2 separate regions of the Homo sapiens genome follow, and region 2 is linked to region 1. The links are chromatin loops, found by intact Hi-C in ENCODE. Cell type or tissue: endothelial cell of umbilical vein. All regions are shown on one strand. Each heading gives the region's core, and the rest is flanking DNA. Links, peaks and the distances in the headings are about the cores only.

Evidence for each region. Hi-C counts contacts between places; a loop is a spot of excess contacts. Peaks named below come from ENCODE experiments on the same cell type or tissue, not always from the same donor. Only the 100,000 strongest peaks of a DNase experiment are listed, where the experiment ranks them.
Region 2: it touches region 1 in a loop (7-fold over the local background); 1 of 110 quality-filtered maps calls a loop at or near these places.

The regions. Positions count from the first base shown.
Region 1 is chrX:96,433,575-96,438,967 of GRCh38, reverse strand. All of the region lies in intron 2 of LOC107985714 (a long non-coding RNA gene), which reads left to right. Among named protein-coding and RNA genes, the nearest start is that of DIAPH2, 250 kb to the left of the region's middle. In endothelial cell of umbilical vein, for the core only: no CTCF peak of the experiment used is centred there; DNase peaks (open chromatin) are centred at 2,657 and 3,157; H3K27ac peaks cover 2,959 bases.
Region 2 is chrX:96,904,026-96,909,418 of GRCh38, reverse strand. The region is part of intron 5 of DIAPH2 (diaphanous related formin 2); the gene reads right to left. Among named protein-coding and RNA genes, the nearest start is that of RPA4, 23 kb to the right of the region's middle. In endothelial cell of umbilical vein, for the core only: no CTCF peak of the experiment used is centred there; a DNase peak (open chromatin) is centred at 2,438; H3K27ac peaks cover 3,355 bases.

The DNA of each region.
Region 1 (5,393 bases), core at 276-5,275:
TATGCTTTATAATTTATAATTTACTTCTCTCTCTCTCTCTCTTGCTCTCTGTGTGTCATTCTCTCTCTGTCTCTCTCTGTGACATTCTCTTTCTTTCTGTCTCATATTACACAACAAAAAAATAAAAGCATCTGATCAGTGGCTAACCAGAAATAAAGAGCTGTAGGGATATTAGAGCCATTTGAAAGCTATTCCTTTTGCAGGCTATTTGGTCAGAAGGATAAGTGGTGGGAAGAAAGGAAAGAAGAAGAATGGAACCATGGAGTAATTCAGGAGGAAGGTGAAGATTAAATAAGAGAGGGTCCTTCTGGCAGTATATGATGACAAAAGTGTAGCTGAAAATATAGAATATACTTTGAAACACATGTATATATGTTTGAATCTGTGTGTGTGTGTGTGTGTGTGTGTGTGTGTGTGTGTGTGTGTGTGTATGCTTTGAATGATACCTTGCTTGGAAAGCTTAACATGCCCCCATCAGTAGAGATAATGACTCCGCCTCTCTACTTACCCCTGCTTCTGAATAATTTAGACTCAGCAGGGAGTAACGTACTTTCACCACAGGATACAACTGCTGTTGTTAAAGTAGATCTTGCTGCCTTGGCCAGGCGTTCTAAAATGAAATGAATGTGTATCATTACTACTTTGACTTCCTTTTTTGTGATTTTGGAGCTGCAGTTGCCTTTGCAAGCTATCTCTTTTTCCTGCTGCTAGCATCACATATCATCATACTGAAAGTGAACACTACAAAAGGGGTAAAAAAGCTTAGTCTTTATTTATTTTGAAAGAAACTGGTTATTAACTGAACATTTATTCTTAAATGGCTAACCAGTGTTCAGACTGCAAAAGAGTAGTCCACTCTGAAAGGTACCACACAGTCTAACTGTTCAAGATGTCATTGTTGCACACAGAGGACACAAAGGACTTTAACCTGCCAACTGCCTGGGGACAGTCAGGGAAGAATCTCTTAAAAGATATTAATTGTGCAACATACGCACCCTAGGGAAAACATCTGTAGCAGACAGAAAATAGCACCAATGAGTTTTATACCTCTTTCGGGTTTGTCATTTGCAACATGCTTTGGACCAATAAGATATGAGTTTATCCTCTTTGCTAGACTTCTGTTAAGATAAACTAAATGCTGTAAGAAAGTTTCCTGTCATCACCCTTGTTAAGGTTCTTGCTATTGTAATAACTTTCTGAACAGTCTACCCTTCTCTTACCTTGTCCACACTCCAGTTCCTCCTCCCTGCCACTGCCAGATTGACTTTCATGAAGTACAGTTTTGATTGTGTCATTAGTCCACATACTACATCTCCGTCTCTGCTTTGGTGAATTAGAAACTCAGAGCTGACTCTATCCTTTACTGTTAATAATTGTGCAGGATCTTCTTTAAAAATTTTTGTACACAACCTACTCCTGATGTCATTTGACTATCTTATTATTATTTTAACCATTCATCTTGGACTCTTTACATATTTTTATTCTATTACATTGTATTTTTGTTAGTTGCCTCAAATTCCTTTTGAAATGTGGAGAGGTGAAAATAAACAGATGCAGAAATAAATACAGTCAGTAAGTCATTCTCCTTCTTGGAGGCTTTTATTACCTCCCCATTGTGCGCTAAATAAACCCTGAACTTCTCAGTCTAGCTGAGGTCCTCCATGATATGGCCTCAACCCACTCTTACAGTTTTATATTGTCTACCACCAAAGCATGTACATTCTATGGTCCATCAGACTGAATCCCTTGCCTTTCTCCAATCTTGCCATGTGTTTTCTTGCCTCCATGCCTATGTGTATGCTATTTCCTTTACCTAGATCATTTCGTCTCTTATCTCTGCCTGTTGAGATGCTCTCCATTAAACTCCATAGTTCCACTGCTACTTCTTCCTGAATCCTTTTCTGATCTAGCCACCATTTATGATCTGCCCTCCTCTAGAACATTTTCTTAATTGTCCTCATCATATTCTACCTTGTGTTATAGTTACTTGTACGCTCACCTTATACTATCACCCACTTCATGCTCTAAAAATTAGAAGTTTCTTGAGAGCAGGGGCCGTGCCCCATGCATCATTGTATCCTCTCTACAGTATGCCTATCAATCTGTTGTATTCAGTAGGTGCTCAGCAAATGTTTGTTGAATAAATTTATATGACTAAAAATAATAAATGCAATTGTATTTCTGTTTGGATAAGAGATCGCATGTTTTAGCATTTGGACATATGTGCAAAATTTCTTGAGGCATACGGGACCACCAAGTACAACCCGTTCCCACTACTGGAAAACCCAACAAAAAGGGTAGGCCTTGTTGTCACAGAGGCAGTGCCCTTGATCTGTTATGAAGGATATCTGGCTTCTTTTTATATAAAAAGAGCATTAACCCTGGGAATTTAATAATTTGGGGGAACAGTTCTAATGAACATTGAAAATATAGTTAAACATCCACAGAAGAAAATATGGACATAGTAATATGGCAATGCTAACCTCCAGACAGAAAATAAGGATATAACTTGTTTTTTGTTCTATAGCACGGTTAATGGAATGATTGTGTCCTATTGAGTCGCTCAAACTGTCTGAGAAATCACCAGACACCCTGAGTCAGTTTGAAGAATTTGATAATATGCCCTTAGAGATGGAGAACAGGATACATATGCCAAAAATAGATCTGATGAGTGAGTGCAGCAGAATTCCTAGTATGACAAAATCAGGAAGCTGGAATTTGTTGAGCTGAAAACCATAACAGGAAAGCAAAAGACAATGATAATGTTTGATTCTTAAAGTGGATGCCATTAAATAAACATACTAAGATGCCAGAAGTTTAAAACGATGCTATTTTCCTCTCCTTACTCTTTATTTTTATATACCATGTTGCCTGTTAAATGATCACTTCTAAGAACTACATTCTGAAAATATATTCTGTTGACTAATCATATACTTCATATTTACCTAATTGGTAAGGACAAAAAAAATGAAAATGAAAAAAAGACATCAGCTGAGGAGCAAAAGGGAAAAGGGAAAAAGACAACTTCAAAGTAATTATTTGTGATATTTTTGTTTAGGCCTGAAAAAAATGGCATCCAGCATGCTGCTACTGACATATGGTTCCCTCTGTGACCCTCAGAGCCAAACAGTATGAATAATCCAAAGCTTGCCGGAATCCAAGACTTTTATATTAAAGTCATTCTTTTTTTTTCCTTCAGCATTGTGTAGCTGCTTTGCTGAACAACAATGGAAATACATTTCCTGCCTCTCTTTTTTCTTTTTCATTTCATTTTTTTTTAATTCAAGAGCAAGCTTTAGAGTTTAGCTAAAATGCCTCCATCAAATAAAGTGGGACAGCAGTACTTAGGACTATTTTTCTGTTTTTATTCATGACCTGAGTCATAGAAGAATGCTAGCTTTGAAGTCTGAAATTTTTTTTTTTTATGTTTGGAAGATACCACATGTGTCTTTTACATAGTCTAGTAAAGATGCTTGATTTTGTTTTTTTATATGCCCTCTGTTATTGACGATCCAAGCAGTAAAACATATACAATAAAATTGTGCTTTTTATGAATTTGATTGATCTCTTTTGTATTCTAAAGAATAACCTGGCAAAGCATTATGTTTTTGATTTAGGTCTTCATAAGTCATCTACATAGAGGATACTAAATAGGAAGAGGTGATAGTGACATTTGCATGTTAGGAGTTCAGGTTCTACTTTAATTGCTGTGGGATTACATTTCAATTTTTTTTCCATGATATTTTCTCTGCAACGACAACCAGGTAGTAGTCTTCCTGCCTTAGTCTTCATTAAACTCCCATCACCCTCCACATCACTACCAGATACATCTTCTAATTCATTAAACGAATATCACTCTCCTCCTCAAAAGCCTTTGGTGTCTCCCCATTGTCTGCCAACTCTCTCTTTAATCTAGCATTCAAAGCCCTCCATGATTTGGCTGCAGTTCATCATTTGAGTTTCACCTGTCCCTAACAACTCCCTTGCTAGTACTTATGTTTCAGCTAAACACACACACATTTAATATACCCCTCATCCCATCCCCTCCTCACCCCCACACAGGTGCTCCTATCTGTCCTTTTCCACTGCCATTGCTTTTATAATACTCTCTACCAGGACCATCCAACCTCTTATTTTTACCTATGTTTTGAGGCAGAACTCCTACACGTATTTTGAGGCCCAGTTTAAATGCAACAAGTTTCAAGTCTTACTCGTCCCATTTATAATAGTTTTTGTATCTTATTTCCCCTCATCATTATCTTTCCTCTGGTTATTTTCCCTCACAACTCCTTAATTGCGGGAACTTACCATAGCACAGCAGCAGCCTTCCTTGTGCATGACAGTTGCCAATAATCCTTTGTTGAACAATGGGAATGAGACCTAATGTCCACCCCCATATCTCTGAACTTTTCTATCTTAATTATATTTAAATGTGCACGCTATTCTGGTTATTGGAACTAGCATCCTAGCAACCTTTCTTTCCATAAACGAGGGAACTTTGTGATTTATAGAGATGCTGTTGTTCATAATCAGATATGTAACGTTTATTATGTATGGAAATAACACAAATTCATTAATGGAAAACAATAGTTTGGAAGAGTTAAGTATCTGAATCAATATTTAAAGCTGCCATAGCACAGCAGGACTTAGTCCCCTCAGACATTTGAATGAATGACCGAGCCATCAATTTAACCTGTTGAGTATGTGACTGAACAGACAAAACCTTAGATGTGTCAATATAACCACACTGGCTGACCTGAAATAAGAGTCTCTTTAGCTTCAAGCAGAATTTGCAAAACTCCCAGAATTCAAGCCTCAGGTGCCAACAACACTCAAAATAATCTTTACAATTTTCTGAGACTTTAGCTATGTTCCGCTAATAAAAGGTATTATTTAGTATTTCTTGTCTCATCATTTAAAAGCCAATGTCCTGGCTACATGTATAAAGGCTTGAGAGATTCCCTTCCTGTTTATTTGGTGAGTTAAGTTGGCAGGCAACCACTAGAGAGACACTGATGTCTGTTAGTGCCACAGGTGTGAGTTTTGTAATCTCTCTTTCTGGAAAATGTCCAGGATGTTACTGTTTTGAAGGCTGGCTTCCCCTTAAAAAAAAAAAAGTAAATGTATCCTGTGCACTATTGTCACTTAGAGCTGTGGAGCAGCAATGACTAAAAGCCTCTTGAGAAATAAACACAAGTGACAAAAGATTAATTCTTTTGGCATTCTTATGGAAAAACCATGATCCTTTCCAAAGAGAAAACTCCTTGAAGTCCGTGTGGGTTCATTAGAAGTCCCTCTCTGGGAAAACTAAAGAGCAGGCAAATGATCAGTTTGTGTGTCTGACAGTGACATCTGTCACCCATTGACCTCAGATGTGACACTATTGATTTGGC
Region 2 (5,393 bases), core at 101-5,100, 470 kb before region 1:
TTCTCTTTCTCTCTTTCTCCTCCACCCCCCTCCCCCAGCCTCCCTTTCTCATATACATAGAGTATACTGATTTCAGCCAATACAAAAGTGGTCATGAAATGAGGAGGCAGTTTAAAAACAAAATGTTGGCTCCTGTATGTGAGCATGTGGGCAGAAATTCTGACATTGAAACACTAGAAGTAAGCATAAATCAAGGGTTCTCAAAGTGTGCACTCCAAATCAGCAGCATTGACATCATCTGGGAACTTGTTAGAAATCAAAATGCTTGTGCCCTACCTCAGACCTACTGAATCAGTAGCTGGGAGGAAGATAGAAGTGTATGTTTTAACTAATTCTCCTGGTGAATCTGATGCTTGCTCAAGTTTGAGAACCACTGGCAGGGAACAATGGATTGCTGAGAAGCAGGGGAAGCCTTTCTCAGGCAAGACTCAGGCTCAGAACTCAAGGCTGCTTTACATGCCCTCCCAACCATACTGTGCCCTCCCAGTGCCGCAGAACACAGATCAGGAATCCAGTTGAGGGCCGGGAGCGGTGGCTCACGCCTGTAATCCCAGCACTTTGGGAGGCCGAGGCGGGCGGATCACGAGGTCAGGAGATCGAGACCATCCTGGCTAACACGGTGAAACCCTGACTCTACTAAAAATACCAAAAATTAGCTGGGCGTGGTGGCGGGCGCCTGTAGTCCCAGCTGCTTGGAGAGGCTGAGGCAGGAGAATGGCGTGAACCCAGGAGACGGAGGTTGCAGTGAGCTGAAATCGCGCCACTGCACTCCAGCCTGGGCCACAGAGCAAGACTCGGTCTCAAAAAAAACAAACAAACAAAAAAAAGGAATCCAGTTGAAACAGATATATTTGGTATATTTCATGGAGTATGCAAATTCCAGCTCTGAATTATTTAGTACTAACTGGAACATCTAGAATGATAAGAATACAGTTGATGACCTGATTTAAAATCTTACTCAGAGATTACAGACAAAGACATAAATTTTTCTGTACTATCTCAGCCCTGAAATAAGAAACTGACATTTCTCATGGACCTTACATTTATGAGGGACATAGAACAGGCAGAGAATAATGAAGAACCAAACAGAAGGAAAAACGGAGGAAAATTACTCTTAATAATTTTCATAACCAACCCAAACATGAGTTATTTTTTCTTTCCTTTTTACTGAGGTATGATTTATATATAGTAAAATTTATCATTTTAACAAATGTATAGTCATGTAACCACCAATACAAATAAGATATAAAACGTTTTCATCACCCTAAAATATTCCCTTATTCCCCTTTGCAGTCAATCCCTTTTCCCTACTCCCAGCATCCTGGCAACTACTTATCTGATTTGGGTCCCTATAGTTTTGTGCTTGCCAGAATATAATTATAAAAGAATTGTACAGTTTTCAAATTTTGTGTTTGGCTTCTTTTACTTAGCATGAATACTATGATATTCAACCATTTCGTTGCATGTATTAGTATTCCATTCCTTGTTACTGTATGAATATACCACAATTTGTTTATCTATTAATTATTTGATGAGTATTTCAGTTGTCCCCAGGTTTTGATGATTATGAATAGAGCTGATACAAACATTGACATGTAAGTTATCTGTGTAAGCATGCTTTCATTTCTGTTAAAAAAATATCTAGGAGTGGAACAGCTGGGTCTTATGGTAAGTAGATGTTTAACGGTTTAAAAACTGCTTTCCAAAGTGGCTATTTGGCACTCCTTCAGCAAAATATCACAGTTCTAATTGCCCCAAATCCTTGTCAGTCTTTTTAAGTTTAGCCATTCTGAAAATTGTTTCTAGGTAAAGAAACTGAGAAGCAAAGTAGTTAAGTGACTTCCCAAACATCACTCAACAAGTAAGTAGCAGTTCTAGGCCTCAAATCCATATCTGACTCTTAAGCACATGCTTATTTCAACCACATCCTTAGAAATTACTAAAAGAGGACCGGTACACAATTTTCTATAACATCTAGCTAATAGCTCTAATACCTTGCTTAAGAAGAATTAGTGGTGTTACAGAACGGTTTATATCTACATATCTATGCCTAGACAGACAAACATACGTTTCATTATTTAACAGCTTAGTTCATTTATTTAGATAGGATAAGTAAAGTCCTGAGCATCATAAGAAATCTACAAAATACTGTTAAGGACAGATAACTGGAGACTTCAGCTAAAATTTTCAGTCAACATTTAGGTAAGGTAGTTTATCAGAAAGAATAGGGCCAAAATGTAGCTTATACTATTTCTTTTTGGATGGGCTATGTAAGTCCACGATCTCACTTTTTAAGGTATTAACATATTGGTGATTTTGTGTTATAAGTTACCTAAGTTAAAGAACTGTCTTAACATGCTACACATCCAAGTTGACATTTGTGGTCACATGTCAGGAGACCAAGTGGAACAAATGAACCACCCAAACAAAAACAATAGACCAGTCAGGAAGATTAATGTTTGAGTGAACCAGCAGCCAAGATTATATCTGGAGACTAAAAAGGAAGCCAGGAAGCTTATATTGGGAACAAGAGGTCTGAATCACAGTGAGACAGCATCTTCCAACCCTATGTAAAAAAGGTTTGGCTGTATCTATCAGGGAGGCTAATATCTGTTACGCTGCTCAAAAAGCTAAAAATTAAAGACTTTTTTCCAAGTTCACCCAAAAATAAAGAAAATATTCCATCATCCATCATTGGATTATGCTGTGGGGCCACATAGCTGCATGGCTAAATGCATAAGCTTTAGAGGAAAACAGATCTAGGTTCTAATCTCATCTCTACATATTCTAGTTGTGTTACTTTTGATAATATACGTAAATTTTCTAAGCTTGTTTTTGCATTTTCAAAATAGGGATGAGAATACTACCTATACCCCATGAAGTCTTTGTGACTATTAAATGAAATAATGTATATAAAACATCACAATAAAGCCATTAAGAAATTTTTGGAAAATGTTAAAAACCAAAAATCTGAATGTTGTTTGAATCTTCTAGTCCAAAATGCAGTATGAATTTTAGGCATAAATTAAAGAATCCTTTTCCACAGTATTAACACAACTTTTAATCACTTAATGAAAATTATATTAATTTTTACAAAACATGCAGATGACTAAAATTATACTAAACTTACTCTATTGACTTGTTTAAAAATAAGACTGGGGCACAGTGTCATGCCTGTCATCTCAGCTATTCGGGAGGCTGAAACAGGGGCATCATTTGAGCCCAAGAGTTTGAGGCCAGACTTTATAATTTAAATATTTGGTACTCATATTACCTCTTTTTTTTGTTTTTTGAGACGGAGTCTCGCTGCCTCCCAGGCTGGAGTGCAGTGGCACCATCTCGGCTGACTGCAAGCTCCGCCTCCCGGGTTCACCCCATTCTCCTGCCTCAGCCTCCCGAGTAGCTGGGACTACAGGCGCCTGCCGCCACACCCGGCTAATTTTTTGTATTTTTAGTGGAGATGGGGTTTCATCGTGTTAGCCAGGATGGTCTCGATCTCCTGACCTCATGATCCGCCTGCTTCGGCCTCCCAAAGCGCTGGGATTACAGGCGTGAGCCACCGCGCCCAGCCAACCTCATGTGTTTTAACTGGTCACTATCCAATTTTGTGTATACTTAATTCTAATTGTATTTAGTGCTGGCCAATTCACATCAGAATAGATATGGAAATTATAATGGTGAGGGGGAGAGAATTTTTAGTTCATGTATAATCCTGACAGAATTATATCAAAAATATATTGAAGTTTTAAAACAGAAACCTATCTCAAGCCTTTAGAACTTCTAAGGTCATTATTTTTAAAGGACCCACTTATACTGATCAGCATGATCAAAGGAAAGAAAATCTTACATTTAATGAAGGTATCAGAAGATTCAATTAACCCTAAATCTAAGAGAAAGCAAGATTCTCCCCTCTCTAGCTCTTCAGGGCAAAGCAAAACGAGGAAAATTTTCTATAAATGTACCTATTGAAGGAGGGAATAAGACTGTGCTCCCTCATAGATTCTTATAAAGGACAACATTTCACAGTTTCCCAAAACCTCAACCTTTCTCCCATAAATTTGAGATTCAGACTCTGAATTATTTAGTTACATTTCACTTAAATATAATGTAAAACCAAAGATGTAATGAACAGATGAGTTCAGTATGCTATATACAATGAAGATATAATAGAAAATAGTGACTGCATGTCCATCAATGATTAGATTATCCAAATTAACATCTCTTTCAAAAGAGTTAAAGCTAAAATTAGAAACTTCTATACTGAATCCCATAAGCTGTAAAGGCAATTGGTCTCATGTGAAGGAGTCCAATATTAGTCATGTCATCCCTTTATCACTGTTTGTGCAGTGCTAAAGGCTAGTATAGAGGGTTATGTGTTCTGTACAAAGGATTTTATTTCCCTCTAATGGTGTTCTATTCCCATGTGTAATCTCAAACTACAACCTGAATCACTGGAACATCAAATAAAATGAATGATAGTTCAGGGTTTCTTGGGGGAATTCAGAAATTTGGTAAAATTATAACATGTGAAACAACTAATTCAAAAGGTTGAGGAGACTTTAAATGTTATCTTGAGTGGTGGGTTTTGGTTTGTTTTTTTTAAAATAGGAAAACATCTCACTTAAACACCAATATTGCTACTGTAATGTTTTTTAATGCAACTAAAACCAAATTTTAGTTGCATACACTTAAGGAAAGAAAGAGTTCCATGTGATTAAAACCAGTATGTAGCCCAACATAAACAGTATCACATATTCAGTCCATGGATCAAATCTGCATAAACAGTAACCAAGTAAACCTTAGTATTTTCCGCATCTTAAAAGGAAAATTTGTTCGGCTAAATAAACATCATAAACAGTTTCACTGTCAATATATATACCCACTAAAAAATATATAAACATGTATAATATATACGTGGATTTGTGTACACTACAACTGACTTGGTCTTAGATCCATAAAAACATATACGTCCACTCAGGTTTCTCTACATGAAAGCAAACACAATAGCTTTGGGCATTTGAATGTCCTTGGAAACTATTCATCATAGTAGATTAATCCATGAGATATCTCTGACCAATTATAAAATATCTATTTGACGTAACACTACCATTTTCAGACATTTGTGCATAAACCTTCGAAGCCTGACAGTCACTGATCATTTATTTCATGTGACTCATAGAAAGTTTGAATGCATCAGTTTACCAGTTCTACCTCTGAGTGGTTTTGACTTCAATGTTGTGATAGATTACAATTGCCTTAGAAACACCAAAGAAGACATTCCATCTTTCTCTCTGGCTGCGTTTATTCTATCAGTCTTACTGCAAAAATCCTACTATGTTTCATGCCTCTCATCCATTTTTAGGAGTTCCTTACAAAGTAGGAAATGTGCATTC